Regions from separate parts of the Homo sapiens genome. Here all the other regions are linked to region 1. Evidence: chromatin contacts called from ENCODE Hi-C or POLR2A ChIA-PET data. All regions are on one chromosome and are shown on one strand. The core of a region is the stretch at or near the end of the contact, and the rest is flanking DNA. Distances in the headings are between cores, read along the strand shown.

Region 1 (3,373 bases), core at 426-2,925:
TGGTATAGCTTGAAACCTGGGCGTTCTGACTGTAGAGACCATGTTTTGAGACAGGGTCTCACTCTGTCACTCAGGCTGGAGTGCAATGGTGTGATCACGGCTCACTGCAGCCTCCTTGTCCTGAGCTCAAGTGATCCTCCCACCTCAGCCTCCCAAGTTGCTAGGACTATAGGTGTGCACCACCACAGCCTGCTAATTTTATTTATTTATTTATGTATTCATTTATTTATTTAATTTGGAGGTGGAGTCTCACTTTGTCACCCAGGCTGGAGTGCAGCAGCGCAATCTTGGCTCACTGCAACCTCTGCCTCCCAGGTTCAAGCGATTCTCCTGCCTCAGCCTCCCGAGTAGCTGGGAGTATAAGCATCTGCCATCATGCCCGGCTAATTTTTGTATTTTTAGCAGAGACGGGGTTTCATCATGTTGGCCAGGCTGGTCTTCAACTCCTGACCTCAGGTAATCCACCCTCCTGGGCCTCCCAAAGTGCTGGGATTACAGGCGTAAGCCACTGAACCCAGCTGAGGCCATGATGCTGCATCCAGGAAAAACAGAGATGAATAAAGAATGGAGAAATGAAGGGAAGAAGAAATGAAAGAATGGGAAAATGAAAGAAAAGAGAACAAACAAGTATTTTTCTTCATTTTCTTTTTAATGGAATAGTTGGCATGTAATACTTGTAGCACACGAGTTATAAAACATACTAATAGAATGAACACTTTTGAACTCACCACCAATATAAGACTATAATAGAAAGTTATCGGCCGGGTGCAGTGGCTCACTCCTGTAATCCTAGCACTTTGGGAGCCTGAGGCAGGCGCATCACGAGGTCAGGAGATCGAGACCATCCTGACCAATATGGTGAAACCCCATCTCTACTAAAATACAAAAAATTAGCTGGGCGTGGTGGCGTGCGCCTGTAGTCTCAGCTACTCGGTAGGCTGAGGCAGGGTAATCGCTTGAACCCGTAAGGCGGAGGTTGCAGTGAATCGAGATCACGCCACTGCACTCCAGCCTGGCGACAGAGCAAGACTCTGTCTCAAAAAAATAAAAAAGTTACCAATAACTTCCATCTACTTATGCCAGCAGGCCTCTGCCCAAGTTGTACATTGAACACACCTGGGGAATTTTGGAAAACACTGATACTCTCAGATGGGATTTGGGGTTTGGTTTGGGCATCTGGATTTTTTAAAGGTATCTGGATTTTTTCTTCTTTTTTTTGAGACAGTGTCTGGCTCTGTCACCCAGGCTGGAGTGCAGTGGCACAGTCATGGCTCACGGCAGCCTCGATCTCCTGGGCTCAACTGATCCTCCCGCCTCAGTCTCCCGAGTAGCTGGGACCACAAGTCCCACCATGCCCGGTTAAGTTTAAAAAATTTTTTAGAGACAGGAGTCCCTCTGTGTTGCCCAGGCTGGTATCTGGTGATTCTCACGCGCAGCCAGGTTTGAGGACCACTGACTTACATTCTCTTCCCCCTGGTTTCCACCTTCACCTTCACGTGATGGTAACCACCATCCTGAAATACGTGTAGTGCATGGACGGATTCTTTGCCTCCATGCTTCCCTATTTCAAGGAGCAGCGACGTTTGCTATTTATCTCCCGCTGGCCACGACGGGGCACCAGAGAAAAACACAGGCTCCCTACGCGCTGAAGGAGGCTTGGCCCTTGCGACGCTCCGTCGTCGGGCTCGTTGCCGGTGCAAACAGGGAGGAAACAGCCGGCGTTGCTGTAGCGCGTCTGGGAATTACACCGGGGGACTGGCCGGCCCGCTTCGTGCCTGCGGGAAGTCGGGCCGGGGGACTCTTCGGAAACTCCGAGCCTCAGAGAAATGTGAGTCGGAGGGTTGGACTAGGCCGGATCCGGCGTTAGGGCGGGGGCCCGCAGGCGGCCCGCGCGGGCGGGAACCGGGGCGGCAGTCAGCGGGCGCGAGCTCAGGGCGCCTCCGGGGTCCTCACTGCGCTCCCCACGCGCTGTGACCCCATTTGTTGCACGTGCATGTTCAGGTCGAGAGAGGGATGCGACGTGTTCGGGGAGCAGCCCACCTTGTGGGTGGCCAATCCGGGACGGGAATCTTAAACTTTTAACTCTTGGTGCAAAGACTGATCCACTGGCGGCTTTACGGGAGCGGGAAAAAAGTATGTGAAGCTTGCCACGGTCTCGAGACCGAGGTCACACGTTAGCAGCCTGCCGGCTACATTTGGACCATAGACGCAGAGTGTTTGCCCCCAAAACTGGAGGACCTCCAGAATGAGATTCTTGGCGTGCACCAGGCCTTTTCGCTCATTCAGCCGGCGTTCCTACCCAGGCACTGCATCGACCCTACACTTGAGGACAGCTTTTGGGTCAGGGGAATTGGTGCCTGGAGTGAGACTGCTCTCTGCTTTCAAGGCTCCAGCTGTATCCCTACATTGCTCAGGCAATTCCTCTCTCTAGGTCTCAGCTTCTTCATCTGCAAGATGAAAGGTCTGTCCTCCATGGTAGCCCAACATACTTCCGAGTGTTATTATCAGTCCCCTCCCCGGGGACTGCCAGAGCCAGGGCAGGTTGGTCCCAACAGGCAGCCCCTTGCAGCAGAGAGAGCCTGGGCTCTGGTCTCAGACGGACATGAATTAGGAACCCAGCTTGTTTATCTCCTTTACTTCCTGGCTCTGTGATCCTGAGCAAATCACTTTGTAATGCTTAACGTTGTTTTTACTAACCTTGTTTTTTAATGCCTTACCTTGTTTTTACTAACCTTGCTTTTAGACTCTTTTTTTCCCCTTAATCACCTAGCCTTGTTTCCACATGAATTAGCTCTCCCTTAGTTGAGAAAGCCGGATGAACTCCATCTGGTTCCCTCATTTACAAGACATCAAGGACTCCTTACCCACCCCTTTCCTCAAGGAGTTAACTTGTGTAAGCAGAATCTCAACATATCAAAGAGTCCAATTAACTGATAAGGTACTGAAACAAGCAATGTACGAAGTTCCCAGGATTTTGCTCAAAAGATAACACCATAAAACCTTGAGTTGGTGTCGGGCAGAGCACCCATATCTAACATTTTATGAAAGATTTAGAGCCCCTGCACCTGGAACTGTTGTTTCTCTGTAACCATTTGTCTTTTAATTGTTTCTCTGTGACTCTTTGTCCTTTTAATTTTTGCATGTTTTTACTTATGTAGAATTGTTGCATCTGAGCTCCCCTCCCCTTCCTAAACCAAAGTATAAAGGAAAATCAAGCCCCTTCCTCGGGCCAAGAGAATTTATTAGCCGTCTCTTGGGCACTGGCTAAATAAAGGACTCTTAATTTCGTCTCAAACTGTGGCGTTTCTCTAACTCGCTCGGGTACAACAACTTTACCTCTTCAACGTAAGTTTCCTTACCTGCCAAATAGCGA
Region 2 (3,373 bases), core at 335-2,834, 550 kb after region 1:
GTTACCCATCTAGCTTCTTTTTTTCCGGGGGGGGGGGGGGTGGTGGTACAGAGTCTCACTCTGTCACTAGACGAGTGCAGTGGCACGGTCTCGGCTCACTGCAACCTCCGCCTCCTGGGTTCAAGCGATTCTCCTGCCTCAGCCTCCCAAGTAGCTGGGATTACAGGCACGCACCACCACGCCTGGCTAATTTTTGTATTTTTAGTAGAGATGGGGTTTCACCATGTTGGCCAGGCTGGTCTTGAACTCCTGACCTCGTGATCCGCCCACCTAGGCCTCCCAAAGTGCTGGGATTACAGGCGTGAGCCACTGCGCCTGACCACCCATCTAGCTTCTTTATAGCATTTGTCACTACCTGACACTACCGTATGTATCTCCTTTATTATGTTTACACTTTTATTGTCTCGACTCCCGATTTGAATGTACATTCTTTAAGATTAGGGATTTGTTGAACTTATTTGCTGCTGTAAATACAGCCTGGCAGGCAGCAGGTGCTCGTTAACGTTTGTTAAAAATAATGTGTGAGCAGGCTGGGCGCGATGGCTCACGCTTATAATCCCAGCACTTTGGGAGACCGAGGGGGCGGATCACCTGAGGTCTGGAGTTCCAGACCAGCCTGGCCAACATGGTGAAACCCCGTCTCTACTAAAATGCAAAAAATTAGCTGGGCGTGGTGGCGCGCGCCTGTAATCTCAGCTACCCGGGAGGCTGAGGCACGAGAATTGCTTGAACCAGGGTGGTGGAAGTTGTAGTGAGCCGAGATCGCCTCACTGCACTCCAGCCTGGGCGACAGAACGAGACTCTCTCAAAAAACAAACAACAAAAAAAGTGTGAACAATCACATAATAACTGAACCACCTTTTCCCGAATCTGCAAAATGGAGACCATGACGGTGATAAATCTACCCCACAAACTGGCTGTCAGAAATTAAGTACAACCAGGCCGTCATAATTTTTTACTCCCACTCTGATGGCACACGAAAAAGGAAATCTTTGGAAGTCAGGCGCCGAACGAGTCTGTGAGGGCCCTAAACCCAGCTGGCTCCGGGATGGCCGCCGCTGCCGGGAAGTGGGTTCTGACAAATGACAAACAGCAGAGGGAGCCTGACCCCGGGGCGGAGGAGGAAGTGGGCCTGACAGAAAAAGGAGAAGCTAGACCCCTGGACTTGAAATATGAAAAATAAAAAGCGCAGCCCTTGGCTTCGCTCTCTAGTGAGGCTTTGGGAACCCTGCCGGAGTCGGAAGGAGTAGACGGAGAGAGAAAAGGGCCTCCTCACACACCCTGGACCCTTGGCCCACTCCTGCCGCGCCCCCGCCTCCCACGACTGGCACCCCCGGGCCGCCCCAATCCTTCAGCAACCGGTCCCCTCCCCTCGCCTCCCTCCTTCTCGGGCCCCAGCTTCCTCTCTGCCTTCCGCCGCCCGCTTCTCTCGGCACACACACGGTTTCTCTCTGCTCTTCGCAATCCCCGCTGTCTCCCCACACCGTGGATCGAACCCTCACCGGCATCTTGGCGGCGCCCGGGTTTCAACCCAGAGGAGCAGGATCCAGGTACAGCGGAGCGCTTCCGGTCTGGCAGCCTGGGCGAGGTAGGCGGAAGCGAAACGGAAGGGGCGGGTGCGGACGTGGAGCTTCCGGCCTTGCAGTTCCGCTTCTGGTTGCAGCGGCCGCGCGGATCTGAAGGAGGCGCCAGAGCACTAGGCAGGGGCCTTGAGTGGTGCAGCGTGAGGCAGCGCCCAGAATGGAGATGGGTCTTGAGGTTCCAGAATCTGAGATCAATCACCTCTTTTGTATTTTTTTCAAATGTCACCTTTTCAGGGCCGGGCATAGTGGCTCACGCCTGTAATCCCAGCACTTTGGGAGGTCGAGGCGGGTGGATCACCTGAGGTCAGGAGTTCGAGACCAGCCTGGATGGTGAAACCCCGTCTCTACTAAAAATACAAAAATTAGCTGGTCGTGGTAGCATCCCAGCTACTCGGGAGGCTGAGGCCGGAGAATCGCTTGAACCCAGGAGGCAGAGGTTGCAGTGAGCCAAGATCGCGCCGCTGCACTCCAGCCGGGATGACAGTGTGACTCTCTCAAAAAAAAAAAAAAAAAAAAAAAAAAAAAATCACCTTTCCTGTGAAGCATTCTCCGTTCATTCTATTTTCAGTTCACCCAACTCCAGCCCCATGCCTTATCCTTCTCTCCCGCTTTTTCCCTTAGTTCTTACGATTCTTGTATTTAGTTTACTCTTAGTGCTTGTGAATGCCAAAAAGGCAGCACTTCGTCCGTTTTGTCACCTGCGCCCGTAACAGTGACGGTATGTAGGAAACATCAATATTTGAGTGAATGAATGAACCCAATGCACTGCATCTAAAAATGGAGAAACTGAAGGGCACTGGACTCCAGGTTTGAATCGCAGCTCCAATACATACTAGCTCTGTAATTTTGAGCAAGTTAACTGGCCTGTGCTTCAGTTCCTCACCTGAAAATGGCAGTAACAGTATTTACCTCATAGTTTTGTGAGGATGAAATGAATTACATGTAAAATGCTTAGAACTTACATGCTTGGAGCATACTGAAAGCCCAGAGTTTTAACTTATTTATTACTAGAAAACTTCTTATGTTAAAAGTCAAGTTCATTGCTGCCTGAGAGCCATTTCTTCTGCCAGTTCCCAGCCTGAAATAGGACCCCATGTTCCCACATCTGATTTCACATTCAGCTGACTGGGCAAATAGCACCTTTTAGGCAAGGTCTTTTTTGACAAAGAGCCCAAAGTAGCCCCATAATCACTCTCCATTTCTTTTCTGCTTTTCTTTCCATCCTCTCTCTGAGGTTTCCTTCCTCATGGTCAGTCTCACAGGCCCAGCATGGCAGCCCCACGTGAGCAAGGCCCTGCCTGCACTGTGCATCCCTGTTCTATCCCCAGTGTCTGGCATCCACGGAACTTCAGTAAATTTGTGTAAATTTACTGAATTTCTGTCAGCCCTGCCTATGAGACAGTGAAATCCTCGAGGACTGGAATTGTCAGATTCATCTTTGAAACCCCAGTGTCCAGTGGGGAAGGCACTGGAATCGGGTCCTTCACTTTTTCTCCACAGGCACATACCATACTCTCTAGAAGCTAAACCAGGGAGGACCAAGGAAGAGGGCAACTGAAAATCTGCCTCTTCTTTCTTCCCCTCCCATGTGACAATAAGTTTCTAAGAATTAGCAACCCTGGGAGATCAGGCTGTTTCCACACTATCTATCCTCTAAGGGCCACAGGAAGGTCCCCAGGCAGCCCAGCACATCCCCATGTTGCCCACTCATCATGCTCCTCCCTGAGTGGACCATGGGGTAGACACCCGACCCTTCCCTCTAGCCTGGCCCCCAGGCATAAGCTACCACC
Region 3 (3,373 bases), core at 475-2,974, 530 kb after region 1:
CTTCCCTTTGGTTGGCCCCGAGGTCTCTTAGGTGTTGGCACTTCGCTGGGCTCCTTCTGACTCCCTACAAGCGCTGTCCCAGGACTCATCGGAGGCTGCTTGCGCGGCCTGCCCCGGCCCCGCTTCTCAGTGCCCTCCTTTTCCTGCTTGGAGGCCAAGGGCTGGCTGGACTTCGAGCTCGACTCGCTCATCTTCCCTTCTCTAAGGAGCAGGTGAAAGAGTGATGGCTGGGATGCTTCTTGGAACCGCGCCAGCGCGAGAAATAGCCCTGGCTCGGAGTCCCAATTAGAGGACGGCTGAACTATTTTCAGTGTGTGCGTGTGTGTGTGTGTGTGTGTGTGTGTGTGTGTGTTCCCAGCATTCAACAATATGAAGTTGAGTTGCTTGATCAAAAATAATAAAATCTGGAGGCTGGGAGCAGTGGCTCACGCCTGTAGTCCTAGCACTCTGAGAGGCTGAAGCAGGAGGATCACTTGAGCCCAGGAGTTCGAGATCAGTGTGGGCAACATGGTGAGACCCCATCTTTATTTAAAAAAAAAAAAAAAAAAAAAAAAAGGCCGGGCGCGGTGGTTCACACCTGTAATCCCAGCACTTCAGGAGGCCGAGGCGGGTGGATCACGAGGTCAGGAGATTGAAACCATCCCGGCTAACACGGTGAAACCCCGTCTCTACTAAAAATACAAAAAATTAGCCGGGCGTGGTGGCGGGCGCCTGTAGTCCCAGCTACTCGGGAGGCTGAGGCAGGAGAATGGCATGAACCAGGGAGGCGGAGCTTGCAGTGAGCCGAGATGGTGCCACTGTACTCCAGCTTTGGCGACAGAGTGAGACTCCGTCTCAAAAAAAAAAAAAAAAAAAAAAAAAAAAAAAGAAGGGGAAGAAAATAAAAATCTGAGAACTATTACTAAATTACCTTGTCTAAAAAGTCAACATTATAATTGTTTTTAATGTCAGCATTACATTTCAATTAAAGCTGTATTTTAAAGTTCATACTATTGGACCGGGCGTGGTGGCTCACGCCTGTAATCCTAGCACTTTGGGAGGCTGAAGCGGGTGGATCACCTGAGGTCAGGAGTTTCAGACCAGCCTGGCCAACATGGTGTAACCTTGTCTCCACTAAAAATCCACAAATTAGCTGGGCATCGTGGCGCACGCCTGTAATCCCAGCTATTTGGGAGGCCGAGGCAGGAGAATCGCTTGAACCTAGGAGGTGCAGGTTGCAATGAGCTGAGATTGCGCCACTGCAATCCAGCCTGGGTGACAGAGCAAGGCTCTATCAAAAAAAAAAAATCAGACTATATTCATGTATAATTTATAATAAATCATTTGGAAATTGTCCTCTTGCATATATTAAAAAACAAAATATAACAAAACAAAACACCTACCACGATAAAGTCCCAAGGGGAAATGGTCCAGAAGCTAGTTCCAGCGCCTGTGGCCCGTGCGCCCCCTGCTGGCAGTAACGGAACTGGGAACAGGACCCAGAGTAAGCTGGTTTTCTATCATGATGGTTCCACAATTAAAAAAAAAAAAAAAAAAGGGGCCGGGCACGGTGGCTCACGCCTGTAATCCCAGCACTTTGGAGGGCCAAGGCGGGCGGATCACGAGGTCAGGAGATCGAGACCATCCTGGCTAACACGGTGGTCTCTACTAAAAATACAAAAAAGTTAGGGGGGCGTGGTGGCGGGCGCCTGTAGTCCCAGCTACTCGGCAGGCTGAGGCAGGAGAATGGCGTGAACCCGGAAGGCGGAGCGAGGCGGAGCTTGCAGTGAGCCGAGATCGCGCCACTGCTCTCCAGCCTGGGAGACAGAGCGAGACTACGTCTCAAAAATATATATATATCTATATAGATCTCTACAGATATCTAGATATCTATCTATATATATAGATATTTATCTATAGATATATCTACATATCTATATATAGATCTATATATCTACATATCTATATATAGATATATCTATATAGCTCTATATATCTACATATCTATATATAGATCTATATCTATCGATCTATATATCTAGATATATAGATCGATAGATCTATATCTAGATACATATCTAGATATATAGATCGATAGATCTATCTCTAGATATCTATAGATATCTCTAGATATCTAGATATGTCTATAGATATATATACATACATACATATATTTGGCTGGGCGCGGCGGCTCACGCTTATGCCAGCACTTTGGGAGGCCAAGGCAGGCGGATCACTTAAGGTCAGAAGTTTAAGACCAGCCTGGCCAACGTGGTGATATGTTTAAAATAAAATTTTTTTTTCTTTTTTGAGACAGGGTCTCAACTCTGTCGCCCAGGCTGGAGTGCAGTGGTGCGATCATGGCTCATAGCAGCCTCGACCTCTAGCCACCAGGCCTGGCCCCAAACCTGTAATCTTGAAATGAATCAGGGTGGCTTTCTCTCCTTTCTGACATGTCTGTAACCCCTGTGGCAGAAGTTCCAACCCAAACACCAAAACTCTGATTCTGGGTTAAGAATTTTAATTTAGGACAGGTGCAGTGGCTCATGCCTGTAATCCCAGTGTTTGGGAGGCTGAGGTGGGTGGATCACTTGAGTCCAGGAGTTTGAGACCAGCCTGGACAACACAGCAAAACCTTGTCTTGCTGGGCGCTGTGACTCACACCTGTAATCCCAGGACTTTAAGAGGCCGAGGTGGATGGATCACTTGAGGTCAGGAGTTTGAGACCAGCCTGGCCAATATGGTGAAGCCCCGTCTCTACTAAAAATACAAAATTAGCCAGGCGTGGTGGCACAAGCCTGTAATCCCAGTTACTCAGGAGGCTGAGGCAGGAGAATAGCTTGAACCTGGAAGGCAGAGGTTCCAGTGAGCCAAGATTGCACCACTGCACTCCAGCCTGGGAGACAGAGAGAGACTCAGTCTCAAAAAAAAAAAAAAAAAGCAAAAAACAAACCAAACCAAAACAAAAAACACAAAAAAACATGATACCCCATCTCTACCAAAAATACAAAATTAGCTGGGCCTGGAGATGTGTGCCTGTAGTCCCAGCTACTGGGGAGGCTAAGGCGAGAAGATTGTTTGAGCCCAAGAGGTCGAGGCTGCAGTGGGCCGTGTTCATGCCACTGCACTCCAGCCTGGGCAACAGTGATACCCTGTTTCAAAAACAAACAAACAAACAAATTTTAATTAAACAAACAAAACCCCCCACGACACACCACCACCACTCTTTTGGCTTCAGGACTGTCCTTCTGTTTATCTATGGAGTAGGTTTTCACATATCCATTCCTTTTGCTGTGTGAACTGTGGTATTTAGCTAGCTTGTAATTCAAGTCTTTAAACAGATGCTCAAGAGCATTTAACCCACATATTAAAATCATATATTCACCCGTAAAAA

Evidence for each region. Hi-C counts contacts between places; a loop is a spot of excess contacts on that map. ChIA-PET counts read pairs that join two places held with the same protein, here RNA polymerase II (POLR2A). Pooled maps may share reads with other maps.
Region 2: a pooled map shows a loop between it and region 1 (3-fold over the local background). The contact joins the promoter of ARPC3 here to the promoter of TCHP in region 1. A Hi-C loop is called at or near these places in 7 of 50 pooled maps. POLR2A ChIA-PET finds 5 or more read pairs at or near these places in 3 of 52 experiments (B cell, BJ and activated T-cell).
Region 3: a pooled map shows a loop between it and region 1 (6-fold over the local background). The contact joins the enhancer-like site here to the promoter of TCHP in region 1. A Hi-C loop is called at or near these places in 7 of 50 pooled maps. POLR2A ChIA-PET finds 5 or more read pairs at or near these places in 3 of 52 experiments (GM12878, activated B cell and activated T-cell).

Annotation. Positions count from the first base shown.
Region 1 is chr12:109,898,599-109,901,971 of GRCh38, forward strand. TCHP (trichoplein keratin filament binding) reads left to right here and starts at 1,676. Exons shown (of 13, transcript NM_001143852.2): 1 at 1,676-1,828. RefSeq lists enhancers at 1,399-2,239, 2,240-3,080 and a silencer at 1,897-2,006.
Region 2 is chr12:110,448,753-110,452,125 of GRCh38, forward strand. It overlaps ARPC3 (actin related protein 2/3 complex subunit 3), which reads right to left and starts at 1,585. Exons shown (of 7, transcript NM_001278556.2): 1 at 1,503-1,585. The coding sequence starts at 1,508. RefSeq lists enhancers at 141-993, 1,699-1,798.
Region 3 is chr12:110,430,092-110,433,464 of GRCh38, forward strand. It overlaps the pseudogene HMGA1P3. Among named protein-coding and RNA genes, the nearest start is that of ARPC3, 19 kb to the right of the region's middle. RefSeq lists an enhancer at 1,646-1,755. Within about 2 kb of position 1,725, at least 18 of the 41 ENCODE cell types and tissues checked have a DNase peak (open chromatin) inside an H3K27ac peak, as active enhancers do; they include GM12878, where a contact is called at or near this core.